Linked DNA regions of Mus musculus: region 1 is linked to region 2. A link is a loop called in an ENCODE intact Hi-C map of the cell type or tissue named here. Cell type or tissue: heart. All regions are shown on one strand.

Evidence for each region. Hi-C counts contacts between places; a loop is a spot of excess contacts. Peaks named below come from ENCODE experiments on the same cell type or tissue, not always from the same donor. Only the 100,000 strongest peaks of a DNase experiment are listed, where the experiment ranks them.
Region 1: a loop joins it to region 2, with 2.5 times the contacts of the local background. A loop is called at or near these places in 1 of 42 quality-filtered maps.

What each region holds. Positions count from the first base shown.
Region 1 is chr7:143,105,526-143,109,525 of GRCm38, forward strand. It overlaps Kcnq1 (potassium voltage-gated channel, subfamily Q, member 1), which reads left to right and starts at 1,729. Exons shown (of 16, transcript NM_008434.2): 1 at 1,729-2,216. The coding sequence starts at 1,834. In heart, CTCF peaks have their summits at 1,744 and 2,882; DNase peaks (open chromatin) are centred at 1,856, 2,926, 3,666 and 3,936; H3K4me3 peaks cover 2,571 bases; H3K27ac peaks cover 2,692 bases; H3K27me3 peaks cover 3,107 bases.
Region 2 is chr7:143,294,198-143,298,197 of GRCm38, forward strand. The region is part of intron 11 of Kcnq1 (potassium voltage-gated channel, subfamily Q, member 1); the gene reads left to right. It overlaps Kcnq1ot1 (KCNQ1 overlapping transcript 1), which reads right to left and starts at 2,350. Exons shown (of 1, transcript NR_001461.5): 1 at 1-2,350. In heart, a CTCF peak has its summit at 2,337; DNase peaks (open chromatin) are centred at 1,381 and 2,494; H3K4me3 peaks cover 2,723 bases; H3K27ac peaks cover 2,838 bases.

The DNA.
Region 1 (4,000 bases), 190 kb before region 2:
GTTTTCCCCCTGAGGCACCAAGGCTGCATGCCTCTTTCCCTGTGTTCGGATCCTGTTTTCAGCCCACTCTCCCACAGCACTGGCTGCGGCAGTCTGCCCAGGCTTTAGATGGTCCTTATGTATGAATGATTATTATTAATCCTTTGCCTGTGGTGGTGAAAACGGCCTTGTCTCCTATCTCCTACTTCCCCTGCGGCAACTTTCTGCTTTATCTGCCGCTTCCGGATTTCACAGCACAGTTGGAAATGTTTTCCTTAGTGACAGTTTCTTGAGGCAGGTGCTCTTCCCCCACATCCTCATCAGACCTAGGTCCTTGCATACACCAGGCACACACTCTACCTCTGGTTATAGCAATGGCCCCTCACCTTTGTTCTTTCTGCACAGCTTTCACCAAAGCCTTTGATCCACCTGTTCTCGTATCCTTCCATCACTGCGATAAACACCAGGACCAAGAGCAGCTTGGGTGAGGAAAGGGTTTATTTCAGCTTACCAATTACAGCCCATCTTCAAAGGGGGGCCAGAGAAGGACCTCAACCAGGAACCTGGAGGCAGGCCTGCTCAATATTCTACATAGCACCAACTCCCATCAAAGAACTCATTCACAACCAAGGAAGTTGAGCAGAAAACCCAGAGGAGCGCTGCTTGCTTGTTTGTTTGTTCTCAGGCTCATGCCCAGCTACCTTTCTTATATAGCTTAGGCCCACCTGCCCAGGAAACAGACACGGCCCACAGTGGGCTGTGTCTTCCCACATCAACTAAGACAATCAAGACAATCTTCCTCAGACACACCCACAGTCTAATCCAATTTAGGCAGTCCTCCTACTGATTCCCTTCTCAGATGACCCTAGGCTGTGTCAAGTTGACAACTGAAGCTAACAGGACGGTATCTGAAAGTTATTCTTGTGAGTGGTGTGAGAGGTGGGTGTGGCGGATCACAGGAGAATGGGATTTTGGAATTGTCCTGGGATGCAGGTGCCCTTCCATCCCACACAAAGGCCAGTGTAGCAAGAGCCAGCTGCACAAACCTTCTGACTATCCTCACACCACCACGGGACATAAAGCTCCTTCTGTGTCACTCTGGAGAGGTACAAACTTAAAGGGAGTGTAAACATGTAAACGCTCAGGCAGCCCCGCGGGCGGTGTCTACCTGTAAAACCCGCAATCTAGCACTTGCCTTTGACCCCACTCTTAGTGAGCACCACTCTTGGTCTGTTCCCATCTCCTCCATCCCGCTGTCTTATGGGCTGCGATTAACTACTGGGAAGAGATTTTCGCATTCTCCGCCGCCAACAGAGGCTTCTGGACACCCAAGGGTGCTCAGTGTCCGCTGGGCTAACACTTCCTCATTCTGTGCCGGAAAGTGTCCATGCGTGGCCTGGGATGCCCTTTTCTGCCTCCCGCTCCCTCTCTAGGGTAGGTTCAGATAGCGAGAAAAAGGGTGCTTGTGATTCGTGGTGGTGGTATCTGCTGGTCCCAGGTTGGAGGACCCTAGAGCCAAGCAGGCGGGCGGTCCTCGGGGTGCGGGGAAGCACGTGCGCCCAGCAGGTGCGCCCAGCCCGGAACGCGGAGATAGCCTGACTTGGCTTGGCGGAGCAGGTAACCCGCTGGCTGAGCAAGGCCGCAGGTAGGCGCGCGGTGGCGCCCAGGGGCGGGGCGTCCTGGGGGCGGGACATGCCATCCCCGGGGACCAACCCCGCCCCCGCCCCCAGGCGGAGCAGACAGCGGCCCCCCGTGGCTGGGCTGGCAGCAGTGGCTACCCGCGCTGCGCCCTGCGCTCTGCGCTGCCTTCACCTCAGCTCCGAGGAGCAGCGGGGTCAGGGGTCCTGTCTGGCCATGGACACGGCCTCGTCCCCGCCCAGTGCTGAAAGGAAGCGCGCGGGTTGGAGCCGCCTGCTAGGCGCCCGGCGGGGCAGCGCGGTGGTCAAGAAGTGTCCCTTCTCACTGGAGCTGGCCGAAGGTGGCCCTGAGGGCAGCACGGTCTATGCGCCCATCGCGCCAACCGGAGCCCCCGGGCTCGCGCCCCCCATGTCGACCCCAGTGTCGCCCGCCCCGGCCCCTGCAGACCTCGGCCCACGTCCGCGGGTGAGCCTTGACCCGCGGGTCTCCATCTACAGTGCGCGCCGCCCGCTGCTGGCGCGCACCCACATCCAGGGCCGAGTCTACAACTTCCTCGAGCGCCCCACGGGTTGGAAGTGTTTCGTGTACCACTTCACCGTGTGAGTAACCTCCCTGCACGCACGACTCTTAGGGCTGGTGCCACTATGACCCTAGGGGAGGCAAGGAAGGGCTAATCACAGAAAGCAGAAACCAGACTGAGAGTCGGTCCCTTAAACTCAGGGACTCTGCTGTGGCTTGTGGAGGGGGACACTTGCAGTACACCAACCTAGGAGATCCCCCAGGGCATTCACTTGGGATAGAGGGACAGCGCTTAGATGTTAGTCTCTACAGGAGGAGTAAGCAAGCTGGAAGCCGACCTTTTGGTGTGGGTCAGTTGTGACAAGAGAGACTCAGGAGCCTCCAGGAGTGACTGGTGTCTGTGTGCAAGCCCATCCAGGCCTTGGCTGGTGTCTGTGTCTTAGGCACTCAGAGCAACAGGATAGATTAGCAGGTGCACTGGTGTTGCCCAAGATGTCCACAGGGAGTGCCCACAGCTTCAATAACCCAGGCTGATGAAAGCAGGCTTGATGCCCTGAGCGAGCCCAGTAGACATTGTCCGAGAACAGCACCTGCTTTAGGGAACAGGAGAGGGAGCTGAGCTGCACCTGGCCCTCACTGCTACCAGGTGGCTCTTATTCTCACAGGCTGCCTGAGAGGGGCAGGGCACTTCATTTTTCAAGGGCAGGGTCACAGAAAGTCATCTCCAGGAATGGGCTGGCTGCCCTCCTTGCTGCCTCCCCTGGCCACCTCGAGGCAGCACTTCCTGGCTGCCTAGTTTCTTGGTGCCCTGCCAGCCTCTGGCTCAGGATTCTACTCAACCGACCCCGCAGCTAATTGCTTTAGATGTTCCACTAGGTGACCTCCTTGTGGCTAGTCTTGCCACCTGGGCAGGGGAGGACCTCCACTGGTTGTCCAGAGGTCTGTTTATGCCTCTGAGGCACAGCAAGAACCAGGCTCACAAAAGTGAATTCGGATGGCTGTTTGCCTTGCAAAGGGAGACGATTGCCCAGGGTATCCAGGGCAAGTCTCTGGACACCCTGTCCCCACTGGCATTCTTGGTATGTCCTTAAGGCCACCCAACCCCCTGCCTTACCTCCCAAAGTGCCAGGACCCCTGAGGCTTCATTGCTGGTCTTTCGAGGATGGAGGCACTGCATGTGTTTGCAGCAGGAGTGGGCTTTTCTCAGGGCATAAAGACCCCAAAGGGCCTTAACCTTAACCACTGTAGGAATGTCTAGCAAACATGGCTTGCTGCTTTCTATAACTTGCCTGCTGGATCCTAAGATCCCTGAGATGAAAGGTGCTGGAGAAGCCGCTACTCTGTTACCTTTTTGTGCAGGAGCCCCATTTGCCAAGGTGGGCAGCCTTCAGACACTTGCATGGAATCCTCCTGGGGATGCAGGTCATTAGAATGAGCGTTGTTAAGTTCCTGACTCTGGTGGCCTGGACCTGGTGGAGGAAGAGGGCTTGTCCTGCCCCAGAGGAAGTCTGTGCTTACACTGTGCTTTCTTCCTGAATTGGATTGTTCAGCCCTCGGGAAGTTTGCTCAGCAGAGCTTGCCTTTGCCCAGCCTCCTCAGGAGCCAGGAGCCAGGAGCCAGGAGCCAGGAGCCACTGAGCCCTGGTGGCTTCTAGATTGGTGGTCTAAGATCTTCTTTGTCAAGGAGAGGGAGAGAGATGCTAGCTCCTGAGTGGTGGTCGGTGAATCTTGCCCAGCCCTGGCTGCCCATGGAGTTTAGTTACAAAGAGGGAGGGGTAAGTAAGCTGGGAGGACCCTGCTGGGTACAGCATGTGGTTTGCTCAGACACTAGGGGGAGGGATCTCATCTCCATCACCTTCAGGAGG
Region 2 (4,000 bases):
CTGGGTGGGGCAAGCTCTAGGGAACAGAACAGAAAAGGTTCCTTTTTGGTAGTGCCTAACAAAGGGCACACGGTATGAGAAAAGATTGTTAAATGCATATTATTTGTCCTTATTACTATTGAGAAATATTTTACACTTTTTAATCATTTAAGATAAGACTATTTTTACCTCTATGAATTACTTACTCCCTTTTATGCCCAGAAAGGTTACAGCGGAAAGCACTCCTCCCCATTTTACAGAAAAGGGAATGTGACCAACAAGAACAACAAAATGGAGGACTAAGGTTTGGGCCCTGGCCTTGGTCCTTTAAATCAACTCTGACCCACATGGGACCCCATGTCTCAAAATGTGATTCCCACTTGTTAAAAACCAGACTCTTTATACTTCAGTCCTGATCCCTACCTCAGACCATTATGCTCACACTCAAAACCAACTTTAATTCTTACTGTACTGCCCAGTCAGGTCCTGAATATAACTAGAAACCCTCAGTCTGGTCCCCAACAGAGACCTGAGCCTCTGGGATCTCAATTTAAAACCACAGAAAAGAATCAAATCCCAACTGAAAATCTGGAGGTAACTCCCAGTTCTGCTATTCCCCCAATTCAGACCTGATTCTGACTCTGCAGGTCTCAACGTGTGGGTCGTGACCCCTTTAGGCTTGAACAACCCTTTCATAGGGATCGCCTAAGACCATCGGAAAACACAGGTATTTACATAATGACTCATAACAGTAGCAACATTGCAGTTATGAGGTAGCAATGAAATTAATTTTATGGTTGGAGGTCACCACAACATGAGTAACTGTATTAAAGGGTCAAAGCACAAGGAAGGTTAAGAACCCACTGCAACCACTGCGGCCTCCACCCCAAGTTCCCAATCCCCCACACCTGAATTCCGAGTCGGCTCCAGACCCGAATCTCTACCCGATTCCAATCGTGACTCCACTCTAGACTCGGAACCACTGTAGACCCACACATACACACACCCAACTCGGATCCAAGAGCTAGATCACAACTCGGTTCAAAACTCCGAATAAGCAGCCTTCCCCAGCCTCAGTTCCACGATACCCTTCCCCCACCATGCGCGAACATTCCGAACGGAGCCCCTCACTCTCAGCATTAAAACAGCTACCACATAACAACACGTACTCCACTCACTACCTTGGTGCTGGCCACACCGGGCTACAAAGCTCAGGGGTCTCCAGACCCGATTCGGTTTCAGCTCCAGTGCGTTCTGACTCGGCCCGGGGTTTAGAATCCGAAGGCCTGAGCCGGTGTCCTAGGCCACTCACCTTGGGACTCGACCGACCTCGGGGCTCAAAGGGCCTCAAGACCACCCCTGCTTCTGTAAGCCTGGGCCACAAAGATGGGGACGTGGACGCAAAATACGAGAACTGAGCCACGGCCGTGAAACGAGGACCGGCCGTGAAACGAGGACCGAGCCGTAACTGCAAAACGAATACGGAGCCACTGCGGCAAAACGAAGATGGAGCCCAGCCGCGAAAGCGCGGCACGAATCACCTCTGCTTCTGGCCGTGAGTGCTTGCCGCGAGGAGGGGGAGGCTATGATGAGCGCGGCCACGCGGACTTGCGACTTGTGCCGTGCTGACTCAGAGAAGAAACCCGCGCTGAGAAAAAAACCATACCTAGGAGAACCATGCCGAGAAAAAGAAGCGCTGGGAACCAAGCTGAACAGAAAAGCTCTCCAAGTAGAATCACACAGAGGGAAAAGAAGCGTGTTGAAGAAAAACTGAGAGAACCCAGCAGGCTAAAAAAAAATGCTGAGAAGCCAAGTGGATCGCGCCAAGGCAGCCGACCGCGCTGGAGTGATCCGTGCTGAAACGATCCACACGGAAGTGACCCAATTGCTGAGGCAGATCGGACCATATCGCCGACCACCATGACGAAACAAGATAAGACCTCACCATGGAGGTCTAGGCTCAGGACAAACACTGAGGAGGATCGCGTTGAGCAAAGCACACTGAGGATGGCTAGTCGGGACTGAGGTGTAGTGCTCAAGTGATCCGAGCAGAGGCAGCTCCAAAAGAACTGTGGACAAATATGCTGAGGCTGGTGGCTGGCTGATATGACCTCACCGTGAAAAACCATGCAGAGGACGATCACACGGATGAAAACCACGCTGCTGAGACGAGCCACGCTGGGAAGGACCATGCAGAGAAAAGCACACTAAGGTGTACTAGACCGTAACCACGCCGAGGAGAAGCCCACCGAAGTAATCCAAAATGAGGCCGACCACACCGGGCCTGACTGGACCAAAATGCACCATCATAGACCACGCGGAGGGGCGCCGCAAGGAAAGCTGCGCAGACGTGCTGAGGCAACTGTTCCTCCTAGCGACAACGGCTAGGCCACCTACCAAGACCTTGGTGACGTGGCAGCCACGACACTGTTGATTGGACAGATGCTGAATAATGACTAGGGAGCTCTTCCTCATGATAGGCTGGATACAGATAGCTCTGTGCTGACTATTTTTATTGGCCAAGAGGAAACAGCCTGATGTCTCCAGCATTTGGATTGGGTGAGCTTGTACAGGATTGTACGACCTAGCCTGCTGGGTCCACCACCCCTTAAGGCCTACCTTCCTCATCCCTTCCTAGCTGAACCTGGGGTTCTTAACTCTGAATAAGTGTGAGACCAACCTCAATGCAGTACAGGGCAGATACCTGAGGCAGCCAATGTACCTAAACGGTTTCATGGCCAAAGATGAGTATGCCCCTGGCTCTGGCCTGACCTTGGGATGCAAAAAAGCAATCCACCCTCTCAGCTGTCCCATGGAATCCTACTGTGCAGGCCAGGGTGTGGTCATCTAAAGCACACAAGGAGGCCACCCTGCTTGTTTTTTTTTTTTTAATCACCAAGTAAGGAAAGTCTTGGGGCTATCTTACTTATGAAAAGGAGGGGGCCCTGGGTCTGCCCATGTTATAAAACTAGGTAATGATAGTCCTGAGGTTAGACCCCAGCCACTCGACCCATCCTCCAGATTCTCTTGGTTCCTGGCCCTGTCACTGGAGTGTTCAGGATCGTTTCCACTCTGTCCACTTACTTATCCATGCATTTATTTGACTAACACTGTCTACGCACCACCCTGTATCTAGCATTGACCTAAAGCCTGGAGAAACTTGACAAAATGCCAGATTTGGGGGACAATCCACTTGCCCAGGATTCATAAGCAAGCCTGGGGCGAGGGGGGGGAATGCAGATTTCTGTGCAAACTATAGTTTTAGCATGTGGAACTCTGGGTATATTCTCCAAACCACCCCTACCCAGAATTGACTTCAAACAGGATTTAGGGGAAGGGGAGGGAGAGCCAGTCCTGTGAACAGGCCAGGGTGTGGTCATCTAAAGCACGCAAGGAAGCCATACATCTTAACTGCTTTTGCTGAAAATATATGTCTACAAAAACAGCCAGGAAGCTCTCTTGCCAAAGATGACTGAGTATATGTGGGGGAAGGAGGGGAAGGCACGGTTTTTAGGTTTGGGTTTTTTTTCTTTTTCTTTTTCTTTTCTGTTCTTTTTCTCTTTTTTTCTCCTGTTGTTATTTAGCTGGAGAAAAGAGAAACTGGTGTCATCCTCTAGCAACAGACAGTTCCTTTTTACCCTCAGAAGCTACTCCTAGCTTGGTACCCCACCTCCTACCAGGCCACACATCTGCTTTGCCAATTCCTTTTGGGCCCGTCTGGAACATGCTGCATTTGATTCAAAGGGCCAGTCCTACCCTCCTACCTGATGGGTGGTTTTCTTTTCTGCCTATCCCAGAGCAGATGTGCAGTTAATGGGGTCCCTCAAGAACCTGTCACCATCTTTAAATTCATCATATTAGCTTTGAGCTTGCATCTTGGAAGTGAAGCCTGGGATCTTTTGCCACAAATGGCCCCTTCCACTTCCCCAGCATAAGTGACTAGGCACCTGCTTCCTGCCATTGCCAGCCTTCCAATTGACCTCTAAGAGGGGCATCAGGGCCACATGGTAAACGTGGTTAT